Regions from separate parts of the Homo sapiens genome. Here region 2 is linked to region 1. Evidence: read pairs that join two places in POLR2A ChIA-PET (ENCODE). Cell type or tissue: GM12878. All regions are shown on one strand. Each heading gives the region's core, and the rest is flanking DNA. Links, peaks and the distances in the headings are about the cores only. Region 1 has its middle 32 kb from the start of WDTC1-DT. Region 2 overlaps SLC9A1 (solute carrier family 9 member A1).

What was found. ChIA-PET counts read pairs that join two places held together with the same protein. Peaks named below come from ENCODE experiments on the same cell type or tissue, not always from the same donor. Only the 100,000 strongest peaks of a DNase experiment are listed, where the experiment ranks them.
Region 2: POLR2A ChIA-PET joins it to region 1 with 5 read pairs; 19 of 35 experiments call an interaction of 5 or more read pairs at or near these places.

Annotation. Positions count from the first base shown.
Region 1 is chr1:27,200,229-27,205,600 of GRCh38, reverse strand. It overlaps the pseudogene CHCHD3P3. Among named protein-coding and RNA genes, the nearest start is that of WDTC1-DT, 32 kb to the left of the region's middle. In GM12878, for the core only: no CTCF peak of the experiment used is centred there; no DNase peak of the experiment used is centred there.
Region 2 is chr1:27,145,992-27,151,363 of GRCh38, reverse strand. All of the region lies in intron 1 of SLC9A1 (solute carrier family 9 member A1), which reads left to right. Among named protein-coding and RNA genes, the nearest start is that of SLC9A1, 6.4 kb to the left of the region's middle. In GM12878, for the core only: no CTCF peak of the experiment used is centred there; no DNase peak of the experiment used is centred there; H3K4me3 peaks cover 1,475 bases; H3K27ac peaks cover 517 bases.

The DNA of each region.
Region 1 (5,372 bases), core at 106-5,105:
AGAGATGGGTTGCACCATTTGGCCAGGCTGGTTTCGAACTCCTGACCTCAAGTGATCCACCCATCTTCGCCTCCCAAAATGCTAGGATTACAGACATGAGCCACCGTGCCTGGCCAGGAAGGCCTTTCTTGAACAGGGCTAGGTTGGTTCCCTAGTCATAATCTCTCACAGTGTCCTCTACTTCCCTTTTGTAACACTTACCACATCTGTTGTGATGTTTTTCCCCACTATCTGCTTTGCCATACTCTGAGCCCCATGAAGGCCACGACCAGGTCTGCCTATAGAATCTCCAGCAGCTAGCCTGGTAGATACGTGTGCATGGGATGCTCTCAGTAAATACTTACGAAGTGAGTGGACGAATGCTTTGCCCCACAGTGCCTGGCACAAATGCTCGGATGCAGCAAGAGATGGACCCATCCTTGAGGGTTTGGGAATTATTTCTGAAAATATTCCTAGCCGGGAGTGGTGGCTCTCGCCTGTAATCCCAGCACTTTGGGAGGCCGAGGCGGGCAGATCACCTGCGGTCAGGAGTTCAAGACCAGCCTGGCCAACATGGTGAAACCCCGTCTCTACTAAAAATACGAAGATTAGCCGGGCATGGTGGCGCACGCCTGTAGTCCCAGCTGCTCCAGAGGCTGAGGCAGGAGAATTGTTTGAACCCAGGAGCCGGAGGTCGCAGTGAGCCGAGACCACACCACTACACTCCAGCCTGGGTGACAGAGGGAGACCCTGTCTCAAAAAAAAAAGTCTCAGAAAAAAAAAAGTCTCAAAAAAAAAAAAAAAAAAAACCCGCCAGGAGCAGTGGCTCATGCCTGTAATCCCAGCACTTTGGGAGGCCGAGGTGGGCGGATCACCTGAGGTCAGGAGTTCAAGACCAGCCTGACCAACATGCAGAAACCCCATCTCTACTAAAAATACAAAATATTAGCTGGGCGTGGCAGCATGTGCCTGTAATCCCAGCTACTTGGGAAGCTGAGGCAGGAGAATCTCTTGAACCCGGGAGGCGGAGGTTGCAGTGAGCCGAGATCGTGCCACGGCACTCCAGCCTGGGTGACAGAGCGAGATTCTGTCTCAAAAAGAGAAAGAAAAAAAAGAAAATATTCCTATGTAGGGTACCCCATTGCAGCCGAGGTAGTACTGAAACACTATGTAAATCCCTGGTTATTGCCATGAAAGATATCCAAGATATGTTGTTCAGTAATAAAAAGTAAGTTTCAAGAAAGATTTTAGGCTTCCACTGTCACCTGGAATGAAGAAAGTGGCAAAGAACATTGCTCCTCCCTTAACAATGAGGAAAAGGCAGATAATTTATGAAGTCCTAATTTTTCTTGAGCTCATCAGAGAGCTAAGGTTGCAAGGCAACCAAATCAATTGAATTTCAAAGAGATACAAGCCTCTCACAGATGTGATGGAACACACAAATTGCATCACCTTTGTCAGAGCATGGGGGAATGTGGTGGCTGCCATTCAAGTGAGTAAAAGAAAGTCAACTAAAGCTTAAAAAATGTTTTAAGCACCAAGTGTGCGCCAGCATATCAGTTTGGTACAGACTGGGGCCTAGACACAAGGGGAGTTGGCACTCACTCCAAATTCTTTTCCATGGGCCTCCAGTGGGTCCTCACAAGACTGGAGGCAGGGCAGGAGACCAGAGAGAGCCCCCTCAGTGGCACGGGTGTGCAGGTAGTAGGCTGCAGTTGAGGGATGAGCATGAAGTCCCACAAGCTGCTTTTAAAGGGGACAAAGTTGTCTGCGGGAGGGAAAGCAGACCCTCTCATGCCACAGCTCAGCAAAGATTTATTGCTTCTAGAAAGGAGTAGAAGCAAAACTCATTTGCCTTTGGTGTTGGGTGGGTAGGAAACACTCTCACTCCGTGACCCACTGCACCTGGGGGAAGGGTAGAAGCAAAAACCCTCTACTTTTTCAGGGGGGCTGGAAACCATCTGGGACCCAGGATCCTACAGCAATAATAAGCTGAGAACTGCTAACACTGCAGATAACCAGAAATACATGGAGGAGGGGCAGGAATGCTGAGAAGGCTCCAGCCTAAGTCCCGGATGTATTGAGTCTGCCTAAGACGAAGGCTGGGTCAGGACAACAGAGAAACCCATCCCACTTCCTGAGGAGCCCAGCACCAAGGAACAAGCAAAGGCAGTCTACCACAGTGGGAGACGCGGGAGCATGGGGAAGGAGCTCGGCTGGGGTGCAAGTGTGCAGGGGTGGCTGAAAGTTGACCAAGCAACAAACAAAAGCTGGGAAAAATCATTGTCAGCAGACCTACAATGAGAAAAGGTAAAGGAGATTCCTCATGCAGAAGGTATATGATACCAGGCAGAACTTGGATCTACACAAAGAAATGAAGAGTACTGAAAATGGTAAAAATACAAGGTAAAGATGAAAAACATTATTCTTTTATTTATTTATTTTGAGATGGAGTTTCACTCTTGTTGCCCAGGCCGGAGTGCAATGGCACGATCTCGGCTCACCGCAACCTCCGCCTCCCGAGTTCTAGCGATTCTCCTGCCTCAGCCTCCTGAGTAGCTGGGATTACAGGCATGCGCCACCACGCCCAGCTAATTTTTGTATTTTTAGTAGAGACGGGGTTTCACCACGTTGGTCAGGCTGATCTCAAACTCCCGACCTTAGATGATCCACCCGCCTTGGCCTCCCAAAGTGCTGGGGTTACAGGTGTGAGCCACCACGCCCAGCCCATTATTCTTATTTTTAATCTCTTTAAAAAATAATTGGCCAGGCGCAGTGGCTCACACCTGTAATCCCAGCACTTTGGAAAGCCAAGGTGGGAGGACTGCTTGAGCCCGGGAGTCCAAGACCAGCCTGGGTAATTTAGCGAGACCCCATCTTAAGAAAAAAAAAGAAAAAGATTAAGAAGAGTACCAAAGTTGGTAGGAAGGAACTGGAAGTATATTGTTGTGAGGTTCTTGCAATATATGGGAAATGGTTTAATATTATTTGAAAGTAGATTCTGGGCCAGGTGCGGTGGCTCATGTCTGTAATCCCAGCACTTTGAGAGGCCAAGGCGGGCAGATCACGAAGTCAGGAGTTGAGGCCAGCCTGACCAATATGGTGAAACCCTGTATCTACTAAAAATACAAAAATTAGCTGGGTGTAGTGGCACATGCCTGTAGTCCCAGCTATTCAGGAGGCTGAGGCAGAAGAATCGCTTGAATCCAGGAGGCGGAGGTTGCAGTGAGCCGAGATCACACCATTGCACTTCAGCCTTGGCAACAGAGCGAGACTCCGTCTCAAAAAAAAAAAAAAAAAAAAAAAAAAGAAAGTAGACTGTGGTAAGTTAAATATATGCATTATAAGTCCTAGGGTAACCACTGAAAATTTAAAAATAGGTATAACTTGTAAGCCAATACTGGAGATAAAGTGAAATAATTTTTTTTTGAGACAGAGTCTCGCTCTGTCGCCCAGGCTGGAAGGCAGTGGTGCAATCTTGGCTCACTGCAACCTCTGCCTCCCTGGTTCAAGTTTACGACCAGCCTGGGCAACATAGCAAGATCTCATCTCTACTTTTTTTTTGGTAGAGACAGAGTTTCCCCATGTTGTTGCCCAGGCTGATCTTGAACTTCTGAGCTCAAGTAATCTGCCTGCTACTCAGCTACTCAGGAGGCTGAGGCAGGAGAATCGCTTGAACCTGGGAGGTGGCGGTTGCAGTGAGCTGAGATTGCGCCAATGCACTCCAGCCTGAGTGACAGAGCAGGACTCCGTCTCAAAAAAAAAAAAAAAAAAAAGAGGGGGATTTTTCCTCTCAGAAGTCCCCCCTCTCTCACTAGAGAGAGAGCTGTTTTCCTTTCTCTTTCTTTCTCTTTCTCTTGCCTATTAAACCTCTGCTCCTAAACTCCTCATGTGTGTCCATATCCTAAATTTTCTTGGTGTGAGATGATGAACCCTGGGTACTTACCCAGACAACATAGTTGCTTCATATTGGGGACCTTGTCCAGGATACCAAGGTACATAATTCATTGAAACAGTGAGTAGGGGCCGTGGCCTTGCTCCCGCCGTGCGGGAAAAGAATCCAGGCCCTTCCATGCGCGTGTGGGCGCGGGGGCCCCGAAGTGCTCGTGGTTCCGCGCTAGGTCTCCGCTGGGGCAGGAACCGGAGCCATGGGTGGGACCACCAGCACCCGCCGGGTCACCTTCGAGGCGGACGAGAATGAGAACATTACCGTGGTGAAGGGCATCCGGCTTTCAGAAAATGTGATTGATCGAATGAAGGAATCCTCTCCATCTGGTTCGAAGTCTCAGCGGTATTCTGGTGCTTATGGTGCCTCAGTTTCTGATGAAGAATTGAAAAGAAGAGTAGCTGAGGAGCTGGCATTGGAGCAAGCCAAGAAAGAATCTGAAGATGAGAAACGACTAAAGCAGCCAAAGAGCTGGACCGAGAGAGGGTTGCTGCCAATGAGCAGTTAACCAGAGCCATCCTTCGGGAGAGGATATCTAGCGAGGAGGAACGCGCTAAGGCAAAGCACCTGGCTAGGCAGCTGGAAGAGAAAGACCGAGTGCTAAAGAAGCAGGATGCATTCTACAACGAACAGCTGGCTAGACTGGAGAAGAGGAACTCAGAGTTCTTCAGAGTCACCACTGAACAATATCAGAAAGCTGCTGAAGAGGTGGAAGCAAAGTTCAAGCGGTATGAGTCTCATCCAGTCTGTGCTGATCTGCAGGCCAAAATTCTTCAGTGTTACCGTGAGAACACCCACCAGACCTTCAAATGCTCCACTCTGGCCACCCAGAGTGGCCATGCTTGAGAAGGGAGGATAAAAACTTTCAGAATGAGCAAAACACCATCAACGTTAATTCCAGAGATGGAACATTGTTTTTCCTAGTGAGAAAACAACCCATTTGAAGAGAAGACCACTAATGAGAAGACCACTAAAGAGAGACACCAAGAATGGATTCAGCAGAATCATTTCACATTTTGAACAGCAGCAATTTGAAGGGCCAAAGCCTTGATCAGGGATCAGTCATTAAAGGACACTCTTCAGTATTAGCAAACCCTCTTATGATGATTAAAAGAGAAGGGCAGCCCTCTCCACATTTTGGTACTTTCTACTCAACTTCCACTGACCATAAAATGTTTCTCTTCTGAACAAGCCCCATCATTTGGTGAACCTCCACCCTAACAAAGTAGATGGGGTCGGGGGCTAAATTAATTGGAGTAGGGTGAGGAGAGAGCCACAAAACATAGATCTGGAGGCAGCAGTGCTGGGTGGAGAAAGCCAGAAAACAGATCTGGAGGCAGCAGTGCTGGATGGAATTGTCTAGGCTGTGGCATGTTGGTTTTGTCTCTCTTTCTTTTCTCCTTTGATTATATAAAAGCTATTTCATTGTAACTTATTATGGTGATTA
Region 2 (5,372 bases), core at 110-5,109, 54 kb after region 1:
AAAAAAAATAAAATGGGAACTAATAGTATCCAGTTATAGTGCTATTAATGTGATTATTACATAAATAAATGCACATAAAAGTTTGTATACACAGGAAGTGTTCAATGAGTGACAGCTGCCCCTGTTAATATTTTAACCACCTACAGCAAATGCATCCCTACCTCAGCCTCCTACAACCTTCCTCTGAGCTGAAGGATTACAAATCTCTCAAACCTAGGCTGCCACCAATGTCCTTCCTTAGGGTATCAGGGTTTCCATGTGTCCTATACTGTTCACTTGAGCTGGTCATGGCGGGAGGGAAGATGACACCAGCTGCCTTGTAGGGATAAGGGTGGGGGGCTGAGGCCATGCTCCCTCTGCACTCTCAGATACCCAAGAGCCTGGGAGCTGATTTTGGGGTCTTGCCTATTCTCTCAACACCCCTGCGTGGGTAGGAGTTCCGTTGGAGCCCTCATTCTGTCATCTATGGCAGCTGCTTCCCTTGCAGGTTACCCCTCCTATAAGAATAGAAAGTGCTTTGCAGTTCTCCTTCCTACCCTAACCATGGAGCAGAGCCTCGGGTAGACTCTTGCAGAGACTGGGGTGGGAGGAGCAGGGTGGGAGCTGAAGTTCTAGAATAGTTGCTTCTGGGTTCTAGTCTACCTCTGACTCAGTGGGTGACATTAGGTAAGTCACCTTCCCTCTCTGGACCTTTTTTCTCTCCCCAGCAGTCAGGAATTCTTGCTTGTCCTTGGTGGGGAGGGGCCAGTGGTGTGAAGAGGATTTAGGCTATTGGGAAAACTGTGGGAATGACTCCAAGCCTTAGGAGTTAGGTGCATTCCCCACCCCACATTGTGCTGTGGACCCCGCATGAACTCTGCTTTGTTCCATGTTCACCTGACTCCCAGGCTAGTACTTATTCCAGAGGAGAGCCTCACTGTAACTCAGCTCACCACTGGCATCTCCTGCAATTGTTTACCCATGTTCCTGACCCAGAATGCCTGGCAGAGGCCCGGGAGCCCATAAAGCAGGTATTCATCTTGTCTCCTGACCAGGGACACAAAAGGCTTCTTTTGTCCCTTTATATCTTATAGCTTTTTTTGGTTTTGGTCTTTGCAAGGCGAATCCTGCCATCTCCTCTGTAGATTAAGTCTGTGAATAGGGGAGATGGGGTCACTGCCCACTTCACATGCATGGATATCAGACCCAGCAACTGGTTTCCTATAAAAATGACACTAGAAGGTGCCTCTCTCACTTCTCAAAAGAAGAGAAGAACAAATAGCCTAAAGGTCACCTTGAAACTGTCTCAAGAAGCCCAGATAGGACTCTAAAAAGGAAGCGATGACCTTTTTCTCTTTGGGAAAATAGCAGACTGACTGCAGAACAGTGGGAGGGAGGTCAGCTGGGGACTGGGAGGAAGGCTTCAGGTAGGACATGTGTCTCTAGGAGTGCCAAGGCACTTAGAGGGCTTAGTTGGTCAGATTGCCCAGACTTCATTCAGCTGAGCACCCTCGAAGTTTGCCTTTCCTCTCCTTCCAAGCCAGCCCCATGGCGTCCAGCCCTGGTACAAAGGAAAGACGTAGTCAGAAGCCCTGGGTTCTGCTCCTGATGCTGCCTCTCAGTACCTGTGTGACCATGAACCTTGAGGTTCATGCACCTCATTCTCTGAACCTGACTTGCCTCATCCTTAAGACCAACGTAGAGGCTGAACGTGGGAATGCCTGGTAGAGTGCCCAGCTCACTGTAGTAACTTTCAGGGCCGTGCAGATTCTTCCCCTTTTGGGAGGTCTTCCCAGCCCACAGCAGTCACTTTCTCTTTCTCTCCCAAACCCTTTTCCCTTATTGTTTATCCATAACAGTGGCATTAGGCCTTGCCTGCCCTGTGACATCTCCTGTGTTGAACGGGTGTGTGTGTTTTAATAATAGTTGCCACTTAGTATCTACAGAGTAGTGTCAGGCACTTTATAAAAGCAATCTTATTTAATCCCTACTCAAATCACATGAGATAAAAGCTGTCTCTGTTTTGCAGATGAGGAAATGGCTCAGAGAGGTTATCTTCAGTGATGTCAAATTGCTATTTATTGTCTGTTCGAGTCTTGGCATAGCCTGCTAGAGGGGTGCAGCTGCATCTCCTGCCTCTGGCATTCCCGCAGCAGATGCACATGGCCCTGCACTGAGAAGCGCCCAGCTCACTGCACCTGCACTCAGGAATTGTAGGACTCCCTCTAGGAGTTGGGCACATGTCGTTGGTGGGAGCCCTGTCCCTGCCTTGAGAAAGCTGTAGGTGTTCTGTGTCCAGCTGTGCACCTGTCCTTTGTTTTTGTGAGTCTTCTTGGATGCACCTGAATCCTGCATTCAGGAGGCCTATCCCTTGTTCTCTGCTAGCAACCCTGCCTGCTATCTCTCTTCCGGTGCCCTCTCAGCCATCAGACCAGAGCTTGCTTCTTCCCTGCTTGGGCAGGGAAGTGCCAGGTAAAGGGTGGTCTCCTTTAGCCACAAGGGGTGGCTGACCTTATGACCTCCCGCCTCTGAGCAGAAAGGTGACAGGCTGCTTTTGGTTACCCTCAGGGCCCAGCAGAGTCCCCTGAGAGGCAGCCTCTGTTGGGAGCAGGTGGCACAACTTTGTTTAGCTCTACAAGGCAGGAGGAGTTTAATAGTACTTCTCATTAGCACTGAAATTTGTTTCCAAAGCACTTGTGTGTACAATATTTAATTTAGATCTTCTCAGTGGTCCTGTGGGTTAGAATAGCATGTGGTATTGATGTGTTCATCATTTTACATCTAAGGAAATTGAGCCTTCGGTTGTGACCTGCCTGAGGTCACTTAGCATGCCTGGGACTAATCACTCAAGGCCAAACTCTCTCCTGCCAGGCCAACATGCTGGGTTCTTGTTGGATCAAGGGGGATGAGAGATTTAAAGGGGCTTTGAGGAGAGTCAATGACCAGACACATCCACATTGGTAACCTGGATTGTTGTCAGGAGGGACACCTGTTCCTCCTGTAGGCAGGAAGGGCTAAAGGGTCTGGGTGGTCTGGAGCCTTGACAGCTTTGGCTCAGCTCCAAGTTCTTTTCTACAACTTGAACATACCTGTATTTGCATGAAGGAGGATGAGGGCCAGAGTTGCACTGGGGACTGACATTCTCATAGCCCTTATCTGTGGAGCAGCAAATCTTTGAAATGGAGGACTTGTCCTTTCCCCCAGAATGTTGCATGCCCTCTGGGAGAGAAAAGGAGAGGCAGAGAAATGATTACAATGGAAAACATGTAGGATGGGGTGAAAGGTTAAGATACCTGAGATCTAGTCTCAGCTCTCTGTTGCCCAGCTGTGTGACTTTAGGCAAGGCATAACCTCTCTGAGCCCCTGTTTTCTTTTTTCTTTTTTTTTTTGATACAAGAGTTTCGCTCTTTTTGCCCAGGCTGGAGTGCAATAGTGCAATCTCAGCTCACTGCAACCTCTGCCTCTTGGGTTCAAGCAATTCTCCTGCCTCAGCCTCCTGAGTAGTGGGGATTACAGGCATGTGCCACCACACCTGGCTAATTTTGTATTTTTAGTAGGGATGGGGTTTTGCCGTGTTGGTCAGGCTTGTCTTGAACTCCTGACCTTAGCTGATCCTCCCACCTTGGCCTCCCAAAGTGCTGGATTACAGGCGTAAGCCACTGCTCCTGGCCTGAGCCCGTTTTCTAATTGATAATATAGATACTTAATTTTTCATTTTGTTTTGTTTTGTTTTTTTAGAGATGGGGGATGGGGATCTTCCAATTTTGTTGTCCAGGCTGGTTTTGAATCCCTGGCCTCAAATGATCCTCCCGCCTCAGTCTCCTGAGTAGCTGGGATTATAGGGATGAGCCATCACACCTGACTCCCTATTATTTTATTTTTATTTATTTTTTTGAGATGGAGTCTCACTCTGTCGCCCAGGCTGGAGTGCAGTGAGGCGATCTCGGCTCACAGCAACCTCCGCCTCCAGGTTCAAGTGATTCTCCTACTTCAACCTCCCAAGTAGCTGGGACTACAGGCATGCGCCACCACCCCCAGCTAATTTTTGTATTTTTTTCTTTTCTTTTTTTTTTTTTTTTTTTTTTGAGACAGAGTCTCGCTCTTTTGCACAGGCTGGAGTGCAGAGGCATGATCTCAGCTCACTGCAACCTCCGCCTCCCGGGTTCAAGTGATTCTTCTGCCTCAGCCTCCTGAGTAGCTGGGATTACAGGCACCAACCATCATGCCTGGCTAATTTTTTGGTTTTTTTGTTTGTTTGTTTGTTTGTTTGTTTTTAGTAGAGACAGGGTTTCACCATATTGGCCAGGCTGGTCTCGAACTCCTGACCTCAGGTGATCTGCCCGCCTCAGCCTCCCAAAGTCCTGATATTACAGGCATGAGCCACCGCGCCCGGCCTAATTTTTGTATTTTTAGTAGAGATGGGTTTTCGCCATGTTGGCCAGGCTGGTCTTGAACTCCTGACCTCAGGCGATCTGCCCGTCCCGGCCCCCCAAAGTGCTGGGATTACAGACATGAGCCACTGCACCCGTCCGGTAATTGGTGATATATTTGTTAAATACTTGTTAATTAGCTGCCACTTATTAATTTTTTATTTTGTTTATTTTTGAGACAGGATTTCGCTCTGTCTCCCAGGCTGGAGTGCAGTGGCGCAAAGACGGCTCACTGCAGCTTCAACCTCCCTGGCTCCAGGCAATCCCCCCACCTCAGCCTCCTGAGTAGCTGGGACCACAGGTACAGGTCACCACATCCAGCTAAGCTGCCACTTATTCATATCTAGTTTAGAGGTTGTGAAAGGTACTTGCACAGCTAGAAAACATTGGGGTTTAAGCCCAGATTTGTCTGACTTCAGAGCCTGTGTTCTTTTCATCCTCATGCCCTGATTCCAAGGGCCTTTTCAGTTTAGAAATTCAATTTTTCCCATAATCATTTTGAATTGGGGGAGATTTAAAGACTTTAGTATTTTGAGCCTTGGCTGCTTTCTGTGGATCACTTCTTGGGTTTGGGGAAAAAGCTGACCCACTCCAAGTCCCACTGTGAAGCAAATAACCTTTCTCAGAGGTGGCAGCATGCAGAAAAATACAGGAGTGACGGGGAACTAGAGCTGGGGGCCTGAGGCTGTCTCTGGGAATGCCAGCCCATACACAGCCTCCTTTCCTCCTCACCGCCTCTCCCACCTGCCCCCTTTCCTCCTGAGGCAGGGAGAGAAGGCTCGCTCAGCACACCCAGGACCTGGGTTATTCCTGAGTCATCCATCGCCTGTGTGGGCCTCATTTTGCAGCACTCGCTCCCCCTGCAAATGTCTGAGTCAGGCATGTCTCCCCAAGGTTGTCTGCACACACTGCACTGGGCCAAACTGTCTCTTTAGATGCCGATAAACATCAACTGATACTTTA